5 separate regions of the Homo sapiens genome follow, and regions 1, 2, 3 and 4 are each linked to region 5. A link is a loop called in an ENCODE intact Hi-C map of the cell type or tissue named here. Cell type or tissue: dorsolateral prefrontal cortex. All regions are shown on one strand.

Region 1 (5,000 bases), 150 kb before region 5:
TTAGCTTTGTCAGTTGTTTAAGTTAGTTTTATAATAAATTTGTATTTGTATATAAATTATTCACACAGATTCCCAGTATGTTGGTTGACAGTTTTACTAGGTCATAAACTTCCACCATGTCATCTCGCGTTTCCATTGCCTTAGTAATTTGCTGCAATCACTACAGCAAACAAGAAAAACACAATTACAGGCATTTTACTTTCATATCAAATATTTATTTGCCTAGTAGGCCAATTTTGGCTTAATTTCTTAATTTTGCTATTAAGAAAATGGTAAAGGAAAGTCAGATACGTATTAATTTGAGAAGCCGTTCTTAAATACTCTTATAAGCCTAAAACTGTGCTAGGAACTGTAGAAATCACCTAATTAACTTAGAACATTTGTGGGACAAATTCTACCTAGGGACACACAATAAAAGGAGCTAGTGACATTAAAAAATTTGGCTCTATCTGAACACACACAGAGAAGATCTAATTATTTTTAAAAAATTACAGACATGAGATCACTTTCACTGCTGTACTTGGTTATAATGAGAAGTGATGTTATTAGCATTTTTCAGACTCTCTCAAATGCCAGAGGCATTGTGTAGAAAATTAGAGTAGCCATCAGTATCATGCTGTTGAATAACTGCTGTAGGATTTTATTTAGCATACAAACCTCTGAACCATAACTACAATGCTAGCTCAGTATTTACATTTTTAAACAAAAAGACCCAAAGTGAAGGAATCTATTGCAAATCTGTAAACTCTTTTTTGCATGAAAAAATATAATTTTTAGTTGAGGCAGCTTAAAGCTCATTGATTTGTTCCTGAGGCATCTATTTTCTCTTGATGAAAGCACAGCCGAACAGGGATTCTCGTGTCAAAGAGTATGATTTATTTATGTTCTGAATCACAGCCGCTAATGCTCACATTTCTATTAAAAACTTAACATCTATGGGAGAAAGGGACAAATACTTTCAAGTTCCTCATGAGGTTGTTGATAAGATTCTGGCATTTTTAAAGTTGAGAAAACACACTGAAAAATTGTGAGAAGAGTTTGGCTACTTTAGCATAAAAGTTACTAAATGCACCTTTAAGATGTTCATATTCTTCCTTTATACTGTACTCTATTAAAATCATATGGGTAGAAGAATAGTTAATATGAGAAAATGTTCATGTTATTTTGTTGCCTAAAAAAGGATATTAAAAAAGAACATTTAACTATATGAACCTAATTCGGTTAAAAAGATTTATATATCTTTTCATAAAAGATACAGAAAAGATATATAGGTATATATATAAAGATATATAAATTTATGTATTTATAAAAGATATATAAATATACTACATATAAAAAGTTATATATTAAATATATTATATATAATATACATATTAAAAAGAGTATGAACTATATGAACCTAATTAGTTAAAAAGATATATTTTTTGTATATATACATATATCTTTTATAAATATATCTTTATATATAGATATATAAATAAAGGTATGTAAATATATACTAAATATATAGAAGCTATATATAATTAAAAACATATTTAGTATATACATATATCTCTATAAATATATCTTTATATAAAAAGGATATATAAAGATATATAAAAGGATATAAATATGTAAATGTAAATATATAAATATATAAATATATAGATATATATAAATATATATAAAAGGATATATAAAGATATATAAAAGGATATATAAAGATATATTTATAAAAATTATATGATCTATACACATATTGATATATAGTACATATATATCTTTTAAACCATATTACATATACATTTACGTGTGTATATTTTTTAATGTATGCATGGGGAAAAACTGGGAAGCTGTACATCAAAATTTTGTCAGAAGTTTGCTGTTTGCCTCAGTTTCTTCATTTAAAAGTTAACATAATAGGACCTACTTCATAAGGTTGTTATAAAGATTAAATAAAATAATACTTATAATATTTATAAAATGCTTAGAACAATAGCTGGCACAAATGATAGCTATTATTGTTGTTTTATTTTTATGTGTGTTTGATAAAACTTGTTTTCTTTTGTTTCCTTATTTTCCTAATTTTCTATAATCAACATTACTTTTGTAACTGAGTTATTTAAAAAATATATTATCTACTTCTAGGATTCTTTAGTTCCCAAGCTCTGTTATCCAAATTTTAGAAGGATAGATAGGATCCTATCATTCTCCTTTGCAGCACAAACTGATACTGCAATTAATTAATTATCTGTTTGAGGGTTGTCTTTTCCAGTAAGCTGAAAGCTCCACTCAGTGGCGCTGTGTTGTCTTCCTGATTTTTGTTTCCTTGTGCCTAATGCTTTTCCTGTTCCAAGTCAGTGCTCAATATTTGTCGAGAGAATGAAAGTTAAGTTTATGTTCAAAGCAATTAATAGTCACTTTGTATTTGTGATTTAGTTTTATGTTTTATATCTTTAAATGATATTATGCCCATTTTGTAGATGAGAAAACTGGGCAAACTCACAACAAGCAAGGGGTGGGTCAGGATTTGAACCCAGGTAGTCTTACTAAAGTGTACTGCCGCTTATGAGAAAAATGAGGATAAATGACCAAAGCAATACTATATAAGGAATTACATCAATAATATAGGACATATGTGAAATATTTATTGGGATTAAAAAGATGAAAGCTAAGAGAAATGAAACTGAATATGTGGCACATCTAGCATGCCTTATGGTTGGGTTTGTGTGTGTACACATATCAAATGCTTTTCTTATAATTTCGCAAATAAGTAAGTTTTATTTGTATCGACTTTAGTCTTATATTTATTTCCTTATCTTTTTGTATTCCTTTTTCTTCATAAAATATATTAAGAAAAAAAATTCCTCTATAAATTAGTCCTAACAATATCTTTTTTAGAGGGAGGGGAGCTTTTAAACTAACTGCAATCTAAAGTATTATCAACATGAAGAAGTGCTAAATGGAACTTAGTTTTACTTGCCCAACATATAAATGATTAAACTTGGTAACCATCAATCGCTTGCTTCTTCTCTGAATATGAAAGCTGTGGTGAACAAGGTCTTGCTTCCACTCTCACTCCATTTTTGCAGCCCTTAATCTTTCTTTTTCTTTCTCCAGACTTTTGTGAACAGGGGCGTGGCAGAGTCTAAATATGGTAATGAACCTCTCACTCTGAAAACAGATTTAAGCAATGAGATGGGGCTTCAACAGTTAGCTAATTCTTCTTATCCTACATCATAGATGCTAATGTCTCAAATGTAAAACTTGAAAGGCAAGTGTATTCTCTGTGAGAACTCTCTTGTAATAAACTGTAAGTTCTTTTGCTTCTTTCTTTCCTCCTTTCTACCCTCCCTCCCTGCCTCTCTCCATCCCTTCTTTCTACTGCTTGCAAATATGGGCAGTGTCAATAAACAATTTACTCTGAAGATTGAACAATTGCTGAAAAAAATTAGAGTGGTTGGAGAATCAGATTCCTGTTACTGATCTCTTTGCTGTTAATTTTCTCTGTGGCTGTTGTGTGATAGCGGAGGAAGCCTTGACTGTAAGTCATAAGGTCTGGATTTCAGTCCTAAACTCAATTTCTGTATGGTTCTGTCTCCTTACCTTTAAAACAGTCGCATTAGAAATCTAAGGATCTGTTTAGCTCTAACGCTTCTAATTTTATTATATATTTTACTACAGATGTGTGTGTGAGTGTGTATACAAGATGACAATGTCAAGATTAACAGTGTTTCACAAAAATAATAGTAAAATCGAGCCTACATTGTTTTTCTTCTTTCCCCTTTACCTTGTTTTGCTGTAAACATTTGGGGGAGAGGGTAAGGGTAGTGGGAAGAGATTACTTTGAGAGAATATAATTTAGTTTATCTTCTGGCACTCTTGTTAATAATTTTTAATTAAGAAAGCAGAGTTGGTATTCAGTAACAAGCTTTATGGATGCAAACTTAATTTGTATGACAGATGTAATTTAGATGACCTCAGACTAAACAAAATGGAGATGGTTTTTGGTGGTCCTTAATTACAGAAGCCTGAGGTCTATTTTGCAGAATTTTTCAGTCCATTGAACTAATATTTATATCCAGCAAGGACTAAAAAACACATGTATAAAGGTTATCCACATAGCAATCAGGCATTAAATCCTTTCCCCTTACTGGACAAGCCTTTCACTTATTGTTCCAGGAGGGCCTGGCATGCATCCATTTATTATGGCTTTTTCCTAAGTCATAAATGATATATTGTATTAGCTGCTTTGTACCATTCTCTTGTCTATTTGTTCACTATGATCTTATCCACAGACTATGGTACATGTATTTTCATTTCCAGTTAATAAGCAGAGGAAGTGAATTTTGCAGTTGACAGAACTGCCTAACACAATATTTTCTTTAACTTGGGTAAATTAAACTATCCATTAATTAGGAATTTTTAAAAATGTAAACAGCTTACTTCTTTGTGATCAGGATAATAGGAAGTTACTATTAATAATGAATACATGTAATCATTGCTACAGTACATAAAAGATATCCGTAACTCCAAGAGTTTAGGAGCTTATTAACCCTAATTTTGTCTTTTATGTCCATATTCTCCTCTGTCCCACCCCCCTTCCCCATTGGGACCTCTAAATGGGTGGATATCTAGGGTTTGATGAGCAGGCTAGTTGTATGCACATGATAATTGGTATGTGATTCCAGGGTTAAAGTTTAGCATAGAAAAAAAATGAAAAGATTAGCTTGTTTGCAATGAAGAGAGCTGAGGCAGATAACAGAATAAATACATGACTTGTAGAGAATGTAAGAGGGAATGTGAGAGGGAGCTAATCAGTGGACTGACCTTACCTTTAAGGAAAATTATCTAATTCAGGTAGCTCTCCCTCTGAGAGTTGATTATCTTTTAGGAAAAAGTACCTTTCTGAAAAAGGCAGTGTCATATTGACAGTTGACTTTCTTAGACCAAGAGTGTGATAGGCAAGAATTTATATGAGTTATTACAAAATATTTAAGCAACTGTGTATCAGTTAGAAT
Region 2 (5,000 bases), 240 kb before region 5:
ACCAAGGTAGTGACACTTCTGGACATCCCTCCACATGGAGGAAACTTTGGGAGTGAGAAGAGCATTTCTCCCATACCTTCTGTGGCTATCTTCCCAAATATCCCACCATCACCTCAAGTCCACTCTCATCACATTCTCCTCAAAGCTACTTTCTTCTCCACTTGCTAGGTTTCGCTAGAACTTTGTGTCAGTTTTGATTCACCTTCCCTCATGTGCCATAGAGTCGAATATTAAAGTACAATTACTTTTCTTTTTCTTTTTTTTTTTTGAGATGGAGTCTTGCTCTGTCACCCAGGCTAGAGTGCAATGGCATGGTCTCAGCTCATTGCAACTTCCACCCCCCAGGTTCAAGTGATTCTCCTGCCTCAGCCTCCCGAGTAGCTGGCACTACAGGTGCATGCCACCACACCTGGCTAATTTTTGTATTTTTAGTAGAGACGAGGTTTCACCGTGTTGGTTAGGGTGATCTCGAACTGCTGACCTCGTGATCCACCTGCCTTGGCCTCCCAAAGTGTTGGGATTACAGGCCTGAGCCACCGCACCTGGCCACAATTACTTTTCTTTAAAATACTTCTTTTACTTGTCCCTTCTTCAACAGTGCTGTCACAAACCTATGATGAAGCCTAAGCACCCTAAATAGGTTTGTCAAATCTGTCAGTGTTTTCCTTTGCTTCTAGTTTGCTTTCTGAAGAAGGTTGTTCATAAATCTGTTGTATCTTAGACTAGATAGAAACTGGAATTTAAGTCTTCCTCTATTGCTCTAATACGTATTATCCTTTTTACAACATTCTCCAACATGTAACAGAACTTTAGAAAAGATGATGGTTTTGGAACACACCATGCTCATTCCTATATGCACCTTTGCCCAGTGGACCTTTTTGCCTGAAAAGCAAACCCTTGACTCTTCATATTCTTCATCTTCTAACTCAATTTCCACCCAGATGGCTCTCTGTGTACTCTAGATCACACCTCTGAGATTGTACTTAAAAGTCAGTATTTAAAATTAGGAACTTGGTTGTTATCAAATTGCTTATGTTTCTTTTAAAAAATCTCTTTCCAACTTATTTTGAAGGAATTCTTATACATTTTATGTCTGTCCACCCTTTCCCAACATTTCTAGTATAGGCTAAACACATAGGAAATAATTAGTAAATTGTATGACTTGATCAATAGAGAATCTTAGGATAGTATGAATTATTTAATATGTTTGAAGTTAAATATCTAGGGGAAGATACGAGTCTTAAAAAACAACAAACATTTCTTCTATGTTTCCTAATTTAGAATTTTCTTAAATGAACAGATGTTTACACATATCCTATTTAAAATTCTTCTGATGCATTCCTTGTTGGATAATAATACCCTTTTCTTCGGTGAATCCCAAGTGAGAGTATTGGAATGGAATACTGACAGGAAAAAAATGTTCTCAAGATAACACATGGCCTCAATCAAGAAAGCATCAGAAGAAATGAAGCAGGAATTTGGAGAAAAGACAGATCGTCGTCTAGGCTCATTGATTTTAAAAGAAAACATTTGGGTGCATGTAATATTTAAAGTCACTTTGTGGACCTTCCTTGTTGGAAATTTGTTGTTATTGTTGTTTTGGAGACAGGGTTTCACTCTGTTGCCCAGGCTGGAGTGCAGTAGCATGATCATGGCTCGCTACAGCCTCAACTGCAAATGTGTGCCACCACATCTGGCTAATTTTTTTTTTTTTGAGACGAAGTCTCGCTCTCTCGCCAGGCTAGAGTGCTGTGGCGTGATCTCGGCTCACTGCAACCTCCAACTCCCTGGTTCAAGGGATTCTCCTGCCTCCGCCTCCCAAGTAGCTGGGATTACAGGCATGCACTACCACACCTGGCTATTTTTTGTATTTTTAGTAGAGATGGGGTTTCACTATGTTGGCCAGGATGGTCTCGATCTCCTGACCTCTTGATCCGCCCACCTCGGCCTCCCAAAGTGCTGGGATTGCAGGCGTGAGCCACCATGCCCGGCCTTTTTTTTTTTAATTTGTAGAGATGAGGTCCTGCTATGATGCCAGGCTTGTCTTGAGCTTTTGGGCTCAAAGCAATCCTCCTGCCTTGGCCTTCCAAAGTTCTGTGATTACAAGTGTGAGTCACCACGCTCAGCCTAAAATGCTCTTGATTTATAATGACTCCTATTTGTCTCTGATATGTATAAAAGGAAGTTTCCTTAAAGAAATTCTTTTAAAAAAAGATCTTGTCTTACCTATATCCACAGAATTGTTTCCTTTAAGTAGATACAGAACAACTTGAGAAAGGTTCATTTCCTAAGCTTTATTGTTCTTAAATTTCAGTTATTAAAAAATTAGCTAAGTATTATAAATTAGCTAACCAGTTGAGTCTTCCATTTTTACAAATATTTTGGACAGTTAAGAATGGGGGAAATCTAGGAGAAATTGGAAATGTTTCTTAATTCACAAGGTTTGAGAATTGTGGAGAGGATGCCGTTTCTAGGAATGGCCACAAGATGGTGTAGAAATAAATGCATTAAACATACATAAGTGTCATTCATTCAATCAATAAACAAACGTTTAATAATCTCCAACTACATGCTAGGAATAATGTTAGGCATAAGAGTTATTGAAATGATTTATTTATAGTTCCTGTCCTCAGGAAGCCTAGATTCTAGTATAGGGAGATGTACCTGTAAGAAAATAAGGACAATAGTGCGTTACAGGGACTATAATAGAACTATAGATGAGGAGGAATGGGGACCCAAGGGAAGAAGTGGGCACTTCTATAGAGAAGGGGTGAGGAGTGTGGATTTGTAAAGAAAGCACAGAGGAAATGATTCCTAAACAGAATCTTATAAACTTGGTAGGTGGTTACTAGGAAGGACATTGTGTAGATTATAGGATTGAAGGTTGTGTGGCTTGGAAATACAGGATGGATCTTTCGGAGGAAAATATGTGAGTGAAAGACCAAAAATTGACGAAACAATCTGGCATGTTTAAGGAACTTTAAGTGGTTTAATTTGATTAAGGTGCATGGTAGAGGAGGACACTGAAGATAATGCAGGCCAGATAATGAAAGCCTGACATGCTGTGGTGATATGATAGCCTTGTTTTAGGGATATCACTTTGATAGTAGTATGGATGGTGGCAGGGAGGCAGGGACATGAGCTGGGAGACTATTGTAGCCTCCAGGTGAGAGATGAGGGCTGGTACTGTGAGAATGAGAGGAGGTTAAATCCACATGACTTAGTGACTAAATGGCTGTCTGAATGAGGAAGAGGTAGTATGCTAAGAAGGCATTAAGGGTTCTAGCTTAAGGGAGTGTGATAGATGATTGACCAACATTGGAACTGCAGGAGGAAGATTGGCTTTAGGAGGAAAACATTATAATGAGTTCATAGTGGATATGTAGTTTCAGGGTTTGGCTGAGGACTGGTAGTCCAGAGGTGGGAGCTGGGGTGAAGAAAGGGAATGGGAGAAACACTGTTCCAGAGAGAGAGCTCAGTGTGGGAGGAATGGAGTAGAATGGGAGGGAGGGTGGTATGATTTAATTTGGGTTATTTAAATCTTTGTATTTTTTTCTTTTGACTGGGTGTTACAGAATTAAGTTGAGGACATATATAGTCAGACCACAAAACAGTTTAGTTTATTATTTCTAAACATTAAGCTCCAATGACACAATGCAATATTAGCATCCTAATATTCTTTCTCTCGATGTAGACCTTGGAAAGAGAAATTGCACTGTTAATAGGAGTATTTTTTGTTGTTTTTGTGACAATTAAATGCTTGGAGCTAGGGCTATGTATTTACAGAAGGACTCACCTCTGGCCTTGTGCAGTTTATGATTCCTGGTGGGTGGCACTGCCTGCTGGGATCACCTCGACAGCAGCACTGCTGGCCCAGAGCTGTGTTCTTCTGTAATCTCTCACTGTCCACCAGTCTGCTCATACTGAAGTGTTGCCAACACTTCTGCTCTATTGTCTTTGTTCGTTGTCCACATCTGCTGAAACAACTTTCAGTTATGCTAAATTGCCTGCCTGGGCAGCCTAATCTATAGCTATTGATTATGGTAGTACACTGACAACAGGTTGCATAGGTTTTTGAGAGGTAAATTTATTTCTCTTCCCTGCACCTCCTCAATTGGCCCTATATTTTTAGAGCACAATTTTGTAGAATACAGTCTTTTTCCCCCTGAATGTATATATCAAGTTATAGCAGAAATACCTGTAATGATAGTAACTAATACGTATCTAGTATTTACTATATGCCAGGTATTGTCCTAAGTTCATTACATGTATTAACAATGCTATGACTTAAGTACTATTCTAGGTGACAAAAGTAGAGGTGCAGGAAGGTTAAGTGACTTATCCAAGGTCTCACATCTGGAGAGTGACAGAGCCAGTGTTCAGAATCAGGCAGGCTCACTCCAGAGTCCATGTCTGGATATGGCTTGATGTGATGGGGCAGCGTTACCTGGAATGTCCTCCCCTTTGGATTTGGGCTGCCCACCTTTGGTCTTTATGTTCCTGCTGTCATTTTAATGGTCTTAGGAGAAACATGAGAAGAGTGTCATATAATTCCATTTCTGGGACTTAATTTATGTTTCATGAGCAGTGGTGAGTGAAGTTTAGATGTGGGTGCCCGCCCAGGAGGTGAGTGAATTCATGATCTCTGGACTTCTGTTTGGCTTGCTCATTTCTATTTGGACTCCACATAGAAATAGATTATTAAATCTTAGGACTTTACATTTTTGGACTGTCATTTAGATGTTTGATTTTCTTTTGACTATGTCTAGTATTCTAAGTGAAATTACATCCTTAGACAACTTGTTTTTGTTAAGCTAAATAGTCCTGAGGATACTTTTTAAGCGTGAAAGTACAGCAATTTATTGCAAAGCAAAAGTACACGCTTGAGGAAGGGGAATGCAGGCACATTCAGGAGAGGGAGTCGCACCTCAAGAATACTTTTAATAAAATAAATTTTATTTAAACCAATAGTTCCCAATGTCTTACAACTCTTTGCAGGT
Region 3 (5,000 bases), 450 kb before region 5:
TCTCAGCACTTTGAGAGGCCCAAATGGGCAGATCACTTGAGGTCAGGAGTTTGAGACCAGCCTGGCCAAAATGATGAAACCGCATCTCTACTGAAAACAAAAATTAGCAGGGTGTGGTGACAGCTGCCTGTAATCCCAGCTACTTAGGAGGCTGAGGCAGGAGAATCACTTGAACCTGTGAGGCAGAAGTTGTAGTGAGCCAAGATTGTGCCACTGCAGTCCAGGCTGCACAACAGACTCCATCTCAATAAATAATTAAAAATAAAAAATAAAGTTATAATTCCAGGTAGTGACAACAAGATACAAGAATAAAAAATAGTGACTGAGGCAGTGGACGGAGTTAAGGTCAGCAGGGAGGGAATATTTTAGATTGAGCGGAAAGAGGTAAGTCTCTCTAAGAAGTGACATTTGCAGAGACCTAAGTGAACAAGGAAGTAATTCATACAGATACGGTAAGGAAGGTAAAGGGAGCAACAAGGGCAAAGGCCCTGAAGTGGGAATGGCTTTAGCATGTTTAAAGAACGAAAAGATGGTTGTTATGTTTGGACTGAGCCTGTTGGCAAGAATTGTGATAGATGAAATTAGAGAGATCCCCAGGCCAGATTATTTAAGATCCAGTCAACCACAGTAAGGTTTTTGGACTTTATTTTGAGTGTGATAAGAAACCTCTGAGCTGGGCGCGGTGGCTCACACCTGTAATCCTAGCACTTCGGGAGGCCAAGGCAGGCAGATCACCTGAGGTCAGGTGGCCAACATGATGAAACCCCGTCTCTACTAAAAATACAAAAAAAAATTAGCCAGGCGTGGTGGCACATGCCTATAGTCCCAGCTACTTGGGAGTTAAGGCAGGAGAATCTCTTGAACCCAGAGGGGGAGGTTGCAGTGAGCCGAGATCGCGCCACTGCACTCCAGCCTGGGTGACAGAGTGAGACTCCGTCTCAGGGAAAAAAAAAAAAAGAAACCTTTGGAGGAGTTTGTGTAAGGAATTGGCATGATCTGATTTACATATTTAAATGGTAATTCTATCTGGAGAATCGATTATAAGGGAAGAAGATTAGAAGCAGGCAGACTAGTAATAAAGTTCTTGTAGTTGTTCAGACAACGCAGTAGTAGCTTGGACCAGGTGCTTATGATGGAGGAAATGAGAATTATTCATATTTGGGATATATTTTAAAGTTAGAGCTAACAGAAATACTGATGAGTTGACCATGAGGTGTAAGGAAAAGGGAAATTAAGAATGATTTTAAGGCTTTTGCCTTTTCAGCAATTTTGTAATTGGTGTTTCTGAGATAGGGAAAATTGGTGGGAGGGGATTGTTAGCACTAGAGAGTCCTATTTTCACCATGTTAATTTTGAGATATCCTTTAGATAAACTAGTGGAGGTGTCAGGTGGACAGTTGAATATTGGAATGGGGAGCTAATGGGAGAAGATAGATTTGTAAAGCATCAGCATAAAGCCAATGAGCTTAAAGCCAGGATCCTCAGAAAGAATGAGTGTGTAAATGAGAAGGAAGCCCAGGACTGAGTCCAATTTAGGCATCATGTAAAGGTGTAGGGCACAGTGGGAGAGGTAGGGTGAAAGGAAATTGAGAAACTGAGATTGCAAAAGGGAATTGAAAAGGAAGAAGACTCGTTTGGAAGCTATATGAAGAAAATATTTTCAAGGAGGGAGTTACCAACTGCATTTGCTGCTGAGAGGTCAAGTAGACAGTGGAGCACATTGAGGAGCTTGTTTGCAGTTTCTCTAGAATGGTGATGAGGAAAACCTGACAGGATGGGTTGAAGTAAGAGCATGAGGTGAAGAACATGGTTGTGTGGTACTCAATGACACCTCATTGTTTTTCTATTATTAATTCTGACCTATAGTTGTGTTTTATGTCTTAAGCTAGCATCACCTAAATATATCATTACTTGTAAAATTTCAAAATTGGTACTTGATTGATCTACTGAAACCTAAAATGCCAAAATGTACTTCTGTTGAGTTTGATGAGAATGCATGTTTAGTTGGAGATTTGAGGTGAAATGCATTAAGGGCTTTGTACCCTCTTACTGGATATCACTTTGAAACACATTATCTATTTCTGTTACTATCAGCAGCATCACTGTAGCAGTTAGAGATTCTAACCAGCAGTCAGACTCAAGAGATGCAAATACTGCTTACCAAAGAAGAGTCAAGGCAAAAGATAGGGTAGATGCAGCTTCTTCATCCCACCAGAGGCCACCAAGCCATTTACCCATATCTAGCAATTACCCAAATTCACTACTTTTTTCTCCCATTTACCCACAACAGGCATGTATGCCTTCCCTAGATAAGGACCATGGTGTATTTAGGACACTTTGACACGTGAAAGCTTTAACCTCTTTTGCCTATCAATCTGTTGTTCTGGTCACGTAGGCATAAGGCCTCCATGCCATCTAATAGCTGCTCCAAACCAGGTGCAACATGGGAAACAGATACAACACCCCCATTAGTCTCTCCAGTTTCCAAGAAGACTGTATTATAGGAGACTGAGGTTATTCTCAAGCAGCCTGTATTATCCCAGGCCTGATATTAATCCTTTGCTCCTATACCACTAGTGATTCAATTCATTCAACAAAATCGAGGCACAATTTATTCAACACATTTTTAAGTGACTGTATGGCAGGGACTGACAATATATCAGTAAACAAACAAAAATCTCTGATTTCATTGATCTTACCATCTAGGAAGGATAAACAACAAAGAAATAAATTGCATAGTGGTGATAGTAATGTTAGAAGATGATAAATGCTATGAACAAAAATAAGGCAGGGGAGTTACTGTGTATGTATCCAGAAATTTGCATTATTAAATATGATTGTGGGAGGGGACCGCACTGAGGTGACATTTAAATAAACACTTGAAGTAGGAGAGCAAGCTGTGTTATCTCTGGGGATATGTGTTTCAAAGAGAACAGGTTTAAAAGACCCCGTTAGACATTGCTGGGTGAGCTTCAAGAAGTGCAAGGACTGTATGGCTGGAGCTGACAAAGCAAAGGGGAAGAGATACTGAAAGTAACTTGAGGAAGGAGGGGGTTAGAAATTGCTGCCCAAGAAATAAACACTGGGATGAGAAGGCCACTTGAAAAGGCTGATTTATGGCTGGGCGCGGTGGCTCACACCTATAATCCCAGCACTTTGGGAGGCTGAGGCTGGCGAATCACCTGAGGTCAGGAGTTCGAGACCAGCCTGGCCAACATGGTGAAACTCTGTCTCTACTAAAAATACAAAAATTAGCCGGGTGTGATTGGCAGTGGTGCCTGTATTCCCAGCTACTTGGGAGGCTGAGGCAGGGAGAATCGCTTGAACCCAGGAGGCAGAGCTTGCAGTAAGCTGAGATCATGCCACTGCACTCCAGCCTGGGCAACAGAGGAAGACTGCCTCAAAGAAAAGAGAAGAGAAGAAGAAAGAGAAGAGAGAAGAGGCTGATTTCTACAGCTTACCAGTTGAATTCTGCCCCTAGAAAGCAGAAATTAACATTTTAAAAATCAAAATTGCCAGGCGCGGCGGCTCATGTCTGTAATCCTAGCACTTTGGGAGGCGGAGGCGGGCAGATCACCAGGACAGCAATTCAAGACAAACCTGGCAAACATGGTGAAACCCCGTCTCCTACTACAAATACAAAAATTAGCCGGGCATGATGGCATGTGCCTGTAGTCCCAGCTACTTGGGAGACTGAGGCAGGAGAATTGCTTGAACCCGGGAGATGGAGGTTGCAGTCAGCCAAGTTCACGCCACTGCACTCCAGCCTGCACAACAAAAGGGAAACTGTCTCCAAGAAAAAAAAAAAAAGCGAATACAACTTCTCTGGGGTGGGGCGGGGGCGGGGGGGTGTTGCGATGGAGAGGAGGGGGTGTTGCGATGGAGAGTGTCCACGTCCCTTAATCTTACACTTTTCACTTACTGACTTAAAAGTGCAGCTTAGTGAGATAAAGGTGTAATTTTTTATATTATTCTAGGATAATCTGGCCCTGTGTTTTAAAAGGTACAAAGAAACTAAAGCTATGATCCCTAACATAGAAGGTAAATTATTTTTAAATTTAATTTATTAAATATAAAAATGAATGTTCTTTCTGTTTGTCTTCTGATGGCCAAATGTGAGTCCATTATTCTCTCAGACAGTTAAAGGCTAATCTAAATATTTAACTATATTAGCTATTGTGGTGATTTAAATATTTACATCTTTTTCTTGTAATTCACAGGAATGGAAACTGAAAGTGGAAATCAGGAAAAGGTAATGGAAGAAGAAAGCACTGAAAAGAAAAAAGAAGTTGAAAAAAAGAAACGGTCACGAGTTAAACAGGTGCTTGCAGATATTGCTAAGCAAGTGGACTTCTGGTTTGGGGATGCAAATCTTCACAAGGATAGATTTCTTCGAGAACAGATAGAAAAATCTAGAGATGGATGTAAGTTTGCTTCAGTAAAGGAACCAATTTTTAGATATGGTTGCCTTTAAATTTACTTATAAAATAATATATTCTTTTTTTTTTTTTTTTTTTGAGTTGGAGTCTTGCTCTGTTGCCCAGGCTGGAGTGCAGTGGCATGATCTCAGCTCATTGCAACCTCTGCCTCCTGGGTTCAAGTGATTCTCCTGCCTCAGCCTCCCGAGTAGGTGGGACTACAGGCAAGCACCACCATGCCCGGCTAATTTTTGTATTTTCAGTAGAGATGGGATTTTACTGTGTTGGCCAGGCTGGTCTCGAACTCCTGACCTTGTGATCTGCCCACCTCAGCCTCCCAAAATGCTGGGATTACAGGCGTGAGCCACTACACCCAGCCTAAAATAGTATATTCTATAATGTGTATATTCGTTTCTGTAAGTGTGTTCCGTGTAATCTGTTCTAATTTTTATTTAGTGAATGACAATCTTCTAAATAAAGACTGTTGGTAACAGTTTAGGCTATATTAAATAAGCAATTTCAAATCAAAGCTTTTAAGTATTTTGGGATTTAATTGCTTCAATAACCATTCATCATGTGTAA
Region 4 (5,000 bases), 88 kb before region 5:
CTGAAGCTATTTTACAGTTAACTTCTTTTTCTATAAGTGATGGGGAATACTCTAAAATAAGAATAAAAAGTATGGTATAGTAAATACATAAACCAGTTACATAGTAGTTTATTATCAAGTTTTATATACTGTACCTAATTGTATATGCTATTATTTCATACAACTGGCAGTGCAGGTTTGTCTACATCAGCATCACCACAAACACATGAGTAATGTGCTGTGCTGTGACATAATGGACAGCTGTGACATCACGAGGTGATAGGAATTTTTCAGCTCCATTATAACCTTTAAGACTGCTGCCATATATAGTGTCCATCATTGACTGAAATGTCATCACGTGGCGCATGACTGTATTTTAATAAGCCGTAAGAGAATCTTTTTATAACCTTGAAGTGAGTAAATGCTTTTTAACTAAGACATGAAAACAATAAGCCATAAGAAAGAAGACTGATGAATTCAACTACATATGAATCAAGAGTTTCTGCATCATGCAAAGATCAACATAAATAAATTTAAGAAATAAGAAATCAGGGAGAAATATTTGCAACTTGTATCATAGACAGGGCTAATTTACCTAATTTATAAAAAGCTTGCATTTCTCAAAAACCTAAAAATAGAACTACTCTATGACCCAGCAATTCCACCATTAGGTATGTATCCAAAGGAAAAAAAAATCAGTATACCAAAGGGGTACCCACACTGCATATTTATCACAGCACTATTCACAATAGCAAAGATTTGGAATCAACCTAAGTGCCCATCAAGGAAAGAATGGATAAAGAAAATGTGATATATATAATCAATAGAATACTACTCAGCCATAAAAAGAGGATTTGCTATTTGCTGCAGCATGGACAGAACTGGAGGTCATTAGGTTAAGTGAAATAAGTCAGGCACAAAAAGGCAAATACCACGTGTCCTCACTCATATGTACGAGCTAAAACAGTCGCTCTCATGGACATAGAGAATAGAATAATAGATACCAGAGACTGTGAGGGGTGGGTAGGAAGGAGAGAGGATGAAGAGAGATTGGTTATGGGTACAAACATACAGTTAGATAGAAGAAATACATTTTAACGTTTGATAGTAGACTAGGGTAATATGATTTGAATGTATGCCGCCTCCAAATCACATATTGAAATGTGATCTGCAGTGTTGGAGGTGGGCCTAGTGGGAGGCATTTGGGTCGTGGTGGTGGATCTCTCATGAATGTCTTGGTGCTGTCTTCACAGTAATGAGTGAGTTCTCACTTTATGAGTTCATGCAAGATCTGGTTGTTTAAAAGTGCCTGGCACCTCCTCCTCTTCCCTCTTGCTCCCTCTTTCGCTACATGACATGCTGGCTCCCCTTCACTTTCCACTATGATTGTAAGCTTCCTGAGGCCCTCACCAGAAGCAGATGCCAGCACCATGCCTTGCGTACAGCCTGCAGAACAACTGTGAGCTAAATAAACCTTTTTTCCTTTATAAATTACCATTCTCAGGTATTCCTTTATAGCAACACAGAATGGACTAACACATAGGGAGACTATTCTTCACAACAATATTCTGCATATTTCAAAGTAACTAGAAGAAAGGACTTGAAATCATACAACACATAAAAATGATAAACAGTTGAGAAGACGGATAGCCCAAACAACCTGACTTGGTCATTACACATTCAACATATGTTACAAACACATCTACCTCATAAATACATAAATTATTATATATCAATAAAAGGAGGGAAAAGCTCCCACATTCAATAAGGCAAAGACTGATGAGCCAATAAAAATAAGTAAAAGAGATGAGAAGATAGTGGAAAAGGAAATATAAGTGCCTCTTCAACATGTGAAAGGAGGTACAACTTCACTCACAAGAGCAGGACAAGTTTAAATACATTGAGCTCTCATTATTTATCCTTCAGATTAGCAAACATAAGAAGTCTTGGTAATAATTTTTGTTAGAAAATGTGGAGAAACAATCTTTTCTTATAGACTGTTGATAAGAGTATAAATGGGCACAGGATTTCTACAGGGCAATTTGGCAATATCTATTGAAGTTACAAATATACATATTCTTTGATCCAGCAATTTTACATATTATTTAATTCACAGATTTATTTGTAACTGGGTTAATGTACTTAGAAATATCAATACAATTTTAAATTAAAAATTAAATCAACTTTTGCTTAAAAGCATCTTCATTTCAGCATCTTTTGGTCTAGTGTTATCTTTTCCCTTTTCCTTATCCTGCCTCATGGTGGGGCAATATATCTCCTTACATTTGGTTTCAAACATGTAGGACTTTGTCATGAATCCATTATGAACCTGACTGACACATTTCTCTGAAAATTTTGTACTTTAAAAATTGTTAACAATTAGCAGAAAAATTAGAACAAGGAAAATGGTTACTCTTCTTATCGTCTATTTTGGAACCAAAAAGCTAACATTTTATTTAGCCTGAGAAAGTAAATGGTCTTAAATCATCGATATGCCATCCATTGCTTTTCCAAAACAGTGATATATTTTTTAAAAAATCAGTTATTTCTTTTTGGGTACATACTTTGCTCAAATGTTATTTACTTATTTTAACTTATAATAAAAATGGATAAAATATGTAATACATGAAGCTGCCCGATTTGAGTATTTTGTGCAGCGGTTAGTATAAATATTTTGACCTTCATCTTGTCCTCTGGGGAAAAGAGTAAGCTTTCAGCTTTTCAGAATGGCGTTTTCACACATATGGCCACAGGCTGTGCTATCCTGGAGAAGCAGGTGGCTAAGTGTGGTTCTGGTCACAGAGCACCCAAAGATTTATCCTTGCCTGATGACAACTACACTCAGAAACTGTATATAATCAGCAGTTCCATTACAGGATACCCAAATACGATGTTCTTAGGGCATCAGAGTATGTTTTTTTCCCGTGTGCTTCTTAGAAAGTGTTTTATTCTCCCCATCTCAGAAGAAAACTATTACTTACAGAAGAGAAAGGGCTCTTGAAAGACTTTGATGTCAGAAAATATGACTTACAACCACATCACATTAAATTTAAGACTTCGATTGCTAAACAGTGAATATACATACAGAATTTATTGATGATAAGGAAATTTGTACCTTAAACTACAATTAAGACTTAAAAACAGAAGCAAATAAAAGTGAATAAATAAGCCATGTTATACAAGCACAGGCATAACTAAAATTAAAACACGTATTAGCCTTCTCACTACTTGCACTTGACTAGTCTTAACAAAAGCTAGTATTGGAGTGGACTGCAAACTCAATATGAAACCATATTGTATTGTGGTAGAGATATGGCAGCAAAAAGATGCAATATACATAAATTGCATAGTTCTGTTCCTGATTACTGTGTAACTCCAAACTAGTGAACTCAAGCATTCCAGTTCACCTCCTCTGAAATCTTGCCACAACAGCATACACTTTTCTCCTTGGAGCCATCATCCTGTAGTGTGTTAATTCTTACATTTTACAGTAGTTTTACCTGGAAAAAGTGGTACCTACACCATTAACTTATTAAGCTTTTCCTTTTTTTTTTTTTTTAACTGAATGAGTCTTTCCTTTTGAATTACATTTTTAATGGAAATAAACTAGGGTTATAGTTTCAGGATTTCCCAACTGCATAGGACTGTAAACATTATATAAAGCTTTGTGTGCTACACTTTATTAGCTTTTAAAGGCAGTTGAGTGGAGTTTATTGTACATAAGACTTGCATTTGTAGTTAGAGAAAAGCCTCACATGATTACCATCTGTTTGCTTTTGCAAGTGTAGCCCTAGAATTCTGATATGCCAATAGAAATGTTATTTTAGTTTTAGTTCACACTGGAGGTTTTCCACAGGCAATTTAATTCTCCTATTTGGAAGAATATTTGTGACCCCTGGTTATAAGCCAATAGGCTCAAATTTTGAAATTTACTTACATGAAATTAACACATGATAAATGATATAAGAATTTCAGTTTAACTTATGTTTGGTGCAAAGCTGGAGTTCCTAAAATAAGCCTTTGGTATGTGGTGTCATATGTGAATTAAAAAGTGAGATGATTCTTCTGCAGAAAGGTAATATATAAATGTATCCAAATTCTATTTGGAGGACACAGGGGGGAAATGGTCATTTTCCATTTTGTATCATTAGTGGGATATTTTATTATTTAATAGCCCAGACACTCCATTACTGAAAGTAAGCACAATCCTTGCTGATGGTAGGCAGATGAGGCTGTGATTCTATATTCTGTGTCTAGGTGGTGGATAGGAGCAGTCCAGTCCAGCTGTCCCACAGACTCAGCCTGTTCATTGGGGAAAAGGGCTCAGTGACCACAGCTAACAAAGAAAAGCAGGGAGATAAAGCAAAAAATCTTGCAGCTGCTGATCAGCTGCTTCACTCGTGGGGCCTCAGAGAAAGAATTTAATTTGTCCTAAACAGCATGTTTTAAGTTACAGTACAACACACCTATCCACAGAAGTATACGTGGAAGGCTGTTGGGAACTGGTTCTTCCACCATTCTTGAATCAAAGGTTTTAAATTATAAACATGCAGACAAAGGAGAACACTGTTCTGTTTAGGTTTTTGTTTTTTGAGCTGCTTGTTTCAGGATGCTGTTGAAATCAGAGCAAGAACTAAGTGAGATGGATGTGGTATTAAGTAGATTCCTCAAAATGATGGCAAATCCTTGCTGTTCTTTAGTTTAAATATATTCTGAAAACTACAGAGTGCCTTAAAGTTTTGAAAACTGTTTTAAATATATATTCACTATTTTAAAATTTTATGTGTTCTCTATATATTTTCTCATTCTCCATACCTTTTTAGTTGAAATACTTTTAAATTTATGGCAATGGGTCCAATTGTTAATCTGAAAACATACATTAAGTACAAAATAGAGTATGCAAAAAACCTGTAAACACCAGGAAATTTAGAGCCCTGAAATATGTCTGGAGATTGGAGAAAAATACATCGAGAAGATTTTTCATAAATGTAACTAACCTGCCTTTTAAAAACATGTTTATC
Region 5 (5,000 bases):
AAAGCAGACTCTCAGACCCCAGCTTTGACCTATGGAAGCGGAATTTATATTTACATCAACAGATTATTCCTATGCACACTAATGTCTGAGAAGCATTGGGTTAGATAGATTGGATTCTGCCAGTCTCTGGGAATTAGCTATTCATCTTTGAATAAGTTACTATGTTCTATGTATTTTAGTTTCCTCCATTTCTTGCTACTTACTACATGTTGATTTAGAGCAACTTAATTCTGTAATCTTCATTTAGTTGCCTATAAAATAGGGATATTAATAATACCTACCTCCTATTATTATAAGGATTAAATGAGGTAATGAGTGTAAAATATATAGAATATTGTCCACATATAGTATGTGATTAATATGTGCTTGTGATGGTTCTTTTAGTTATTTCTCTGGTGCGCTATATAATCTTATTGATTACATGACAAGTGGAATTAGAAATTTCTTTCAAAATCTACTACACAGATATATAAATATGCTTTTAAAAATCAAAAAATTAGAAGGAGATAAATTTTCCAAGGGTTAAAGAGTCTAGTGGAAAAAACACTGGAATGGGAATTACACAGACTAAACTCTAGTCCCAATTCTTTTGACCTTGAGCCTGACATTTAACTTTTTTGATTTCATGGATATTATATAAGAATATAAAATGCCTTAACATGCTTATAGTGCAGTTATATAGATTTATAGAACTGGCAGTAACCAATTATTATGCATACATTGTCTTAATCTATGAGAATTTGTGATAGGGTGTTCAGGTGACTGCTGTTCTGTGACATTATATTGGGTACTTGTAGAAGTTTCAGTAAATCCTTCAGATTATTAAATTACTGTTTAAGCTGCAAACACATGTCCTGATTTCCTATATCTAATCCCAAATCCATTATTTATATAAGAAGTAGTTCCTTTTTGTGTATTTATATTTATTTTATTTATTTATTTATTCGAGATGGAGTCTTGCTCTGTCACCCAGGCTGGAGTGCAGTGGTGTAATCTCGCCTCACTGCAACCCCTGCCTCCCAGGTGATCCTCCTGCCTCAGCCTCCAGGCATCCACCATTACGACTGGCTAATTTTTGGTATTTTTAGTAGAGACAGAGTTTCACCATGTTGGCCAGGCTGATCTCGAACTCCTGACCTCAAGTGATCTGCCTACCTTGGCCTTCCAAAGTGTTGGGATTACAGGTGTGAGCCACCACGCCCAGCTAATTTGCTTTTTGAAACTCTGTTTATTACGCAATAATGCCAACACATTTATTAAAGCTTCAAATAAAAGTCAGCTTTCCTCTCCTCTTTATGTCATATGTTCATCTAGGTGATATATGCCTGAATCATTGCAGGCACACAACAAACCTTCACCAAATAAGACAGTAACTTTACCCTTGTTTTCTGCTCTCCATTAAATAATTCACTGGAATTTGTTGCTTCCCTTTTATGTTAGTAGAGTCTGTACCAAAATATCAACTCTATGATAACCAAGAACTTTGAGTTAGGAGCTCATTGTAACTCTTCTTTGCTTGAAAATCTGTCCCAAATTCATAATTAACTTGGCCAGTGTTTATATTGGAGTAGAGTATACTGTGAAACTTGTATAAATGAATAGAACTTCTTGGACCTTCCTTAATCTGTGGCTTTTGTTTCTCTTTTTCAATTATTAATGATAAATCTTCCCAGTGAACATGCAGCCAACACATTGAATAAATATTTCAATTAAGTCGGATGTTGATGTGAATGCAAATTAAATTAGGCAATTTTTCTGCTTATTTTAATATATCTGCAAATCATATCCCATTGAAGTGCTTTGTGATGTTTTTTAAAAAAGAGATAAAGTGATCTCTTAAAAACTGAGGAGTGCTGTTATGCTTAAGCATCAGATTCATAAATAAATAAAGACATTTCTTATCAACCTATCTCTGAGACAAAGACTTCAGCCGTTAGAAAAAAGACGTTCTCAAAGGAACCATGTTCTTAAATACAAATTTTGATACTTATCTGAAGGGGATATTTGATTATGGATTCAAAACAATACATCCAGCACTAAGAGGACCAGAAGGAATTTATGTGATGGAAAAGAGGGTGCAGCACGTGTGTGTGTGTGTGTGTGTGCATGCATGTGTGTGCGCGTGTGTGTATAAACATTGAAGCTGCAGTGTATTACAGTTATCTTCTTGTTAGCAGCTTTTAAAAGATGTAATTGACATAGATATTTAGTGTACATATTTAGTGTGGGGTACAATTTGATAAATTCTGACTTATGTATAAACCATAAAGCCATCACTGCAATCAAGATAAAAAACACATTTAGTTACTAAACATATTTAGTTATTGGAATGTCAGAACCAGATTTCATCACCAGTAAAAATTTTACTTTATGTTGCATTTCAAAAATTAAGTTAGATTTGTGTATATTCATTTGTGTTTAGTCACAAAGCATTGTTTTTGTAACTAATTAATGGTTTTTGTCTTGTTTTTTAAAAAATTTAGGGTGTGGCTGGAATGCATGCTGTAGCATGACTGGCCTCCAGTGGTGTCTTTGAAGAATAGCATCACTGGGAAAGTCAAAGCAACAGGTGAAATTTAAAAGATAAGAGCAATTTGCACATCAGCTAAGATGCTGTGGCACAGTCTAATTGGCAGGGGCTGGTGAAATAGAACATTAGATCTTCAAAAATGGAAGGTGAGAACTACCCTCTTCCAATGTTGGGATTCCTCAGTGGCAAGAAGTGCTCTGATGCTGAGTGATGCTTGACTGCAGTTATTACTCAGGAATTTTTCACAGAGGAAACATCAAGGTTTATATTGATTTTCTTTTTCTAGAAGAGACTTTTTTAGGCTGCATTTTTTTCTACTGTGTTGATGCTTCAGAATATATCTTTATTATTTACCTTTTTTCCTTTTGTGCCTTTTTCTTCTTACAGCTTTTAATTTGGTTATATACTCCAAGAACTCTAAAACTGTACCTATATGAGTAAAAATTGTTACACATAAAATGCGTTTTTGATTTGGAGTCATTTTAATGATGAATTTAGGTGCCTGAGAGTGTGCCTGTGATTTGTATCAGGCACGAAGACAAGAAATGTTTAGATCTTGAACTGCTATGTTCTGGCATGTCCTATCTCTTTATTCTTTCTTTCTATTATTCTATTGTTATCCCCAGTAGAGGAAATGTAGAATCACAAATTAGATTATGAGGATTGGGGGAGAATCTAGGTTACAATAAGTGAAACAGATTTATACCTTTCTGTTTATAAGTATAATAATAATTCTTTTATAAAAATAGAATTCTTTATCATATGAAAAGGAGAACTAGTTTCTTGTATAAATACATTTGTACTCTACATCTCACTGTCTGTGCATGCTCATATTATGTCTTCCTACAGTTTTTGTCCATGCATGTTTATAGTAGTTAACTGCAGGCTCTCATCTGTGCTAATGAGTCTGGTGAGCCACTTCGTTGGCTGCCATGTGGAATCTGAGCACATCTTTCCTTTATTCCATGTCCCTCTGGTCTATCACCAGGCTCCACTGGGATACAAAGGTGCATATTGTCTGATTAGAACCCTTCTTCCCCATGGTGCTCTGATGAGGGGCTGCCAAAGTAGTGTAGCTGTGCTCCAGCGTCTTACAAAGTTCATCCCGATTCTTCCTATAGGGTTCAAATATAAGGAGCACTCAGAAGCTGACCAGGAGTTCAGTGCCTGTGACAGCAACCAGCCTTTCCTATTTTATGAAGGACACCTTGTCACTGCATGGGTCTCCTTATGAATTGCTCCATCTTCCGTTTGAATGAGCTGTTTACAAAAGTCTCCCAGTCTCCTCATCAATCAGGATTAATTGATTTGTTAAATAACTGATTAATCACTGGAACCAATGAAACCCCAAAATCACAGTGACTTAAATAAGATAGTAGTTCATTTCTCTCCCACATAAAATAAATCCAGACGTTGGTAACCTGGGGCTGGTAAGGCGCTCCATGGGCTCAGGAATCCAGGGTCCTTCTATCTTGCTTCTCTGCCATCCTTACCATGAGGCTTCCACCTCACAGCCTGAGCTGATGGTTCAAGCTGTAACCATCATGTCCAGCAGAATCACAAAAAGTGGATAGCAGTATTTATGCTTTATCTTTAAGGCCACTTCCAAAGCTGCAAATAACTCTTTTTAAAAAAATTCTATTGGTCATCACATAGTTACATGACCATACTTTGCTTTAGATGAGACTAGGAAATGTATGCTGCAGGAGCACATATGCAGCCATGTGCCCAACTATTACTATTATTATTATTGTTGTTATCATTATTATTTTATCAAAGCAAGAAGGGAGACCATCTATTGAAGAATAAGCCTTCAATGCTGTATGTAGAAACATAGAAAAAAACCCAGTAAGTCGATTTTGCCACAATACTTATGCAAGTAGGTCTCTGGAAGACTCATTCTACCAGTCCACACAATTTGTCTAAGTCTGGGCTTAAATTCAAGCTAAGACCTACTCCATTATACTTTGCTTCATTGTAAAGTACCATATGCCTTGGGCAAAAGCAATATTAATTGCTTCCAAAGCCATCAAGGGCTATTTTATTTGGACCTTTCTGTGGCAAATATTATCACTCCTTCAATTCCAGATTTGGGCTAGGATGTCTGTCATTTACAGAGTTGTCCAGTGTCACTTTTCCTTTTTTATATCATTAGATTTTCTTAAAGTGAGTCACTCATACTCTCTCTCTCTCATATGCTGGAATAGTCTATATGATGTGACCTTTGCACCAGTTGTGCCAGATGGTGTGCTTTCATGACAAGTATTCACTCCCCTAAATTATTCCCACAAAAAGGTATAGCTGATTTCTTTTTTTCTGATAGATCTCTGTGCTAGAGTTAAGTTAATAGAACTCATTCAGATTGGTTATGGTTGTCTTCAGGTCACTCAGCAACATAATTCCTTTTCTCTGAGTGAGTCCTAGCTTATACTCTGTAAGGTAGATTTGGCTGCGTTGAGCTATTGTCTAA

Evidence for each region. Peaks named below come from ENCODE experiments on the same cell type or tissue, not always from the same donor. Only the 100,000 strongest peaks of a DNase experiment are listed, where the experiment ranks them.
Region 1: it touches region 5 in a loop (9-fold over the local background); 21 of 110 quality-filtered maps call a loop at or near these places.
Region 2: it touches region 5 in a loop (3-fold over the local background); 9 of 110 quality-filtered maps call a loop at or near these places.
Region 3: a loop joins it to region 5, with 6 times the contacts of the local background. A loop is called at or near these places in 23 of 110 quality-filtered maps.
Region 4: it touches region 5 in a loop (4-fold over the local background); 5 of 110 quality-filtered maps call a loop at or near these places.

Annotation. Positions count from the first base shown.
Region 1 is chr4:112,940,008-112,945,007 of GRCh38, forward strand. It overlaps a transcript of ANK2 not described here. Among named protein-coding and RNA genes, the nearest start is that of ANK2-AS1, 100 kb to the right of the region's middle. In dorsolateral prefrontal cortex, CTCF peaks have their summits at 2,277 and 2,478; no DNase peak of the experiment used is centred here; H3K27ac peaks cover 4,275 bases.
Region 2 is chr4:112,851,374-112,856,373 of GRCh38, forward strand. It overlaps a transcript of ANK2 not described here. Among named protein-coding and RNA genes, the nearest start is that of ANK2-AS1, 190 kb to the right of the region's middle. In dorsolateral prefrontal cortex, CTCF peaks have their summits at 2,477 (motif pointing right), 2,676 and 3,936; a DNase peak (open chromatin) is centred at 3,872; H3K4me3 peaks cover 1,443 bases; H3K27ac peaks cover 4,155 bases.
Region 3 is chr4:112,640,448-112,645,447 of GRCh38, forward strand. LARP7 (La ribonucleoprotein 7, transcriptional regulator) reads left to right here. Exons shown (of 13, transcript NM_016648.4): 2 at 4,221-4,424. The coding sequence starts at 4,223. Among named protein-coding and RNA genes, the nearest start is that of MIR367, 5.0 kb to the right of the region's middle. RefSeq lists a silencer at 3,258-3,359. In dorsolateral prefrontal cortex, no CTCF peak of the experiment used is centred here; no DNase peak of the experiment used is centred here.
Region 4 is chr4:113,004,587-113,009,586 of GRCh38, forward strand. It overlaps a transcript of ANK2 not described here. Among named protein-coding and RNA genes, the nearest start is that of ANK2-AS1, 38 kb to the right of the region's middle. In dorsolateral prefrontal cortex, a CTCF peak has its summit at 2,227; no DNase peak of the experiment used is centred here; H3K27ac peaks cover 3,501 bases.
Region 5 is chr4:113,092,434-113,097,433 of GRCh38, forward strand. The region is part of intron 1 of ANK2 (ankyrin 2); the gene reads left to right. Among named protein-coding and RNA genes, the nearest start is that of MIR1243, 12 kb to the right of the region's middle. In dorsolateral prefrontal cortex, a CTCF peak has its summit at 2,514; no DNase peak of the experiment used is centred here; H3K4me3 peaks cover 477 bases; H3K27ac peaks cover 1,974 bases.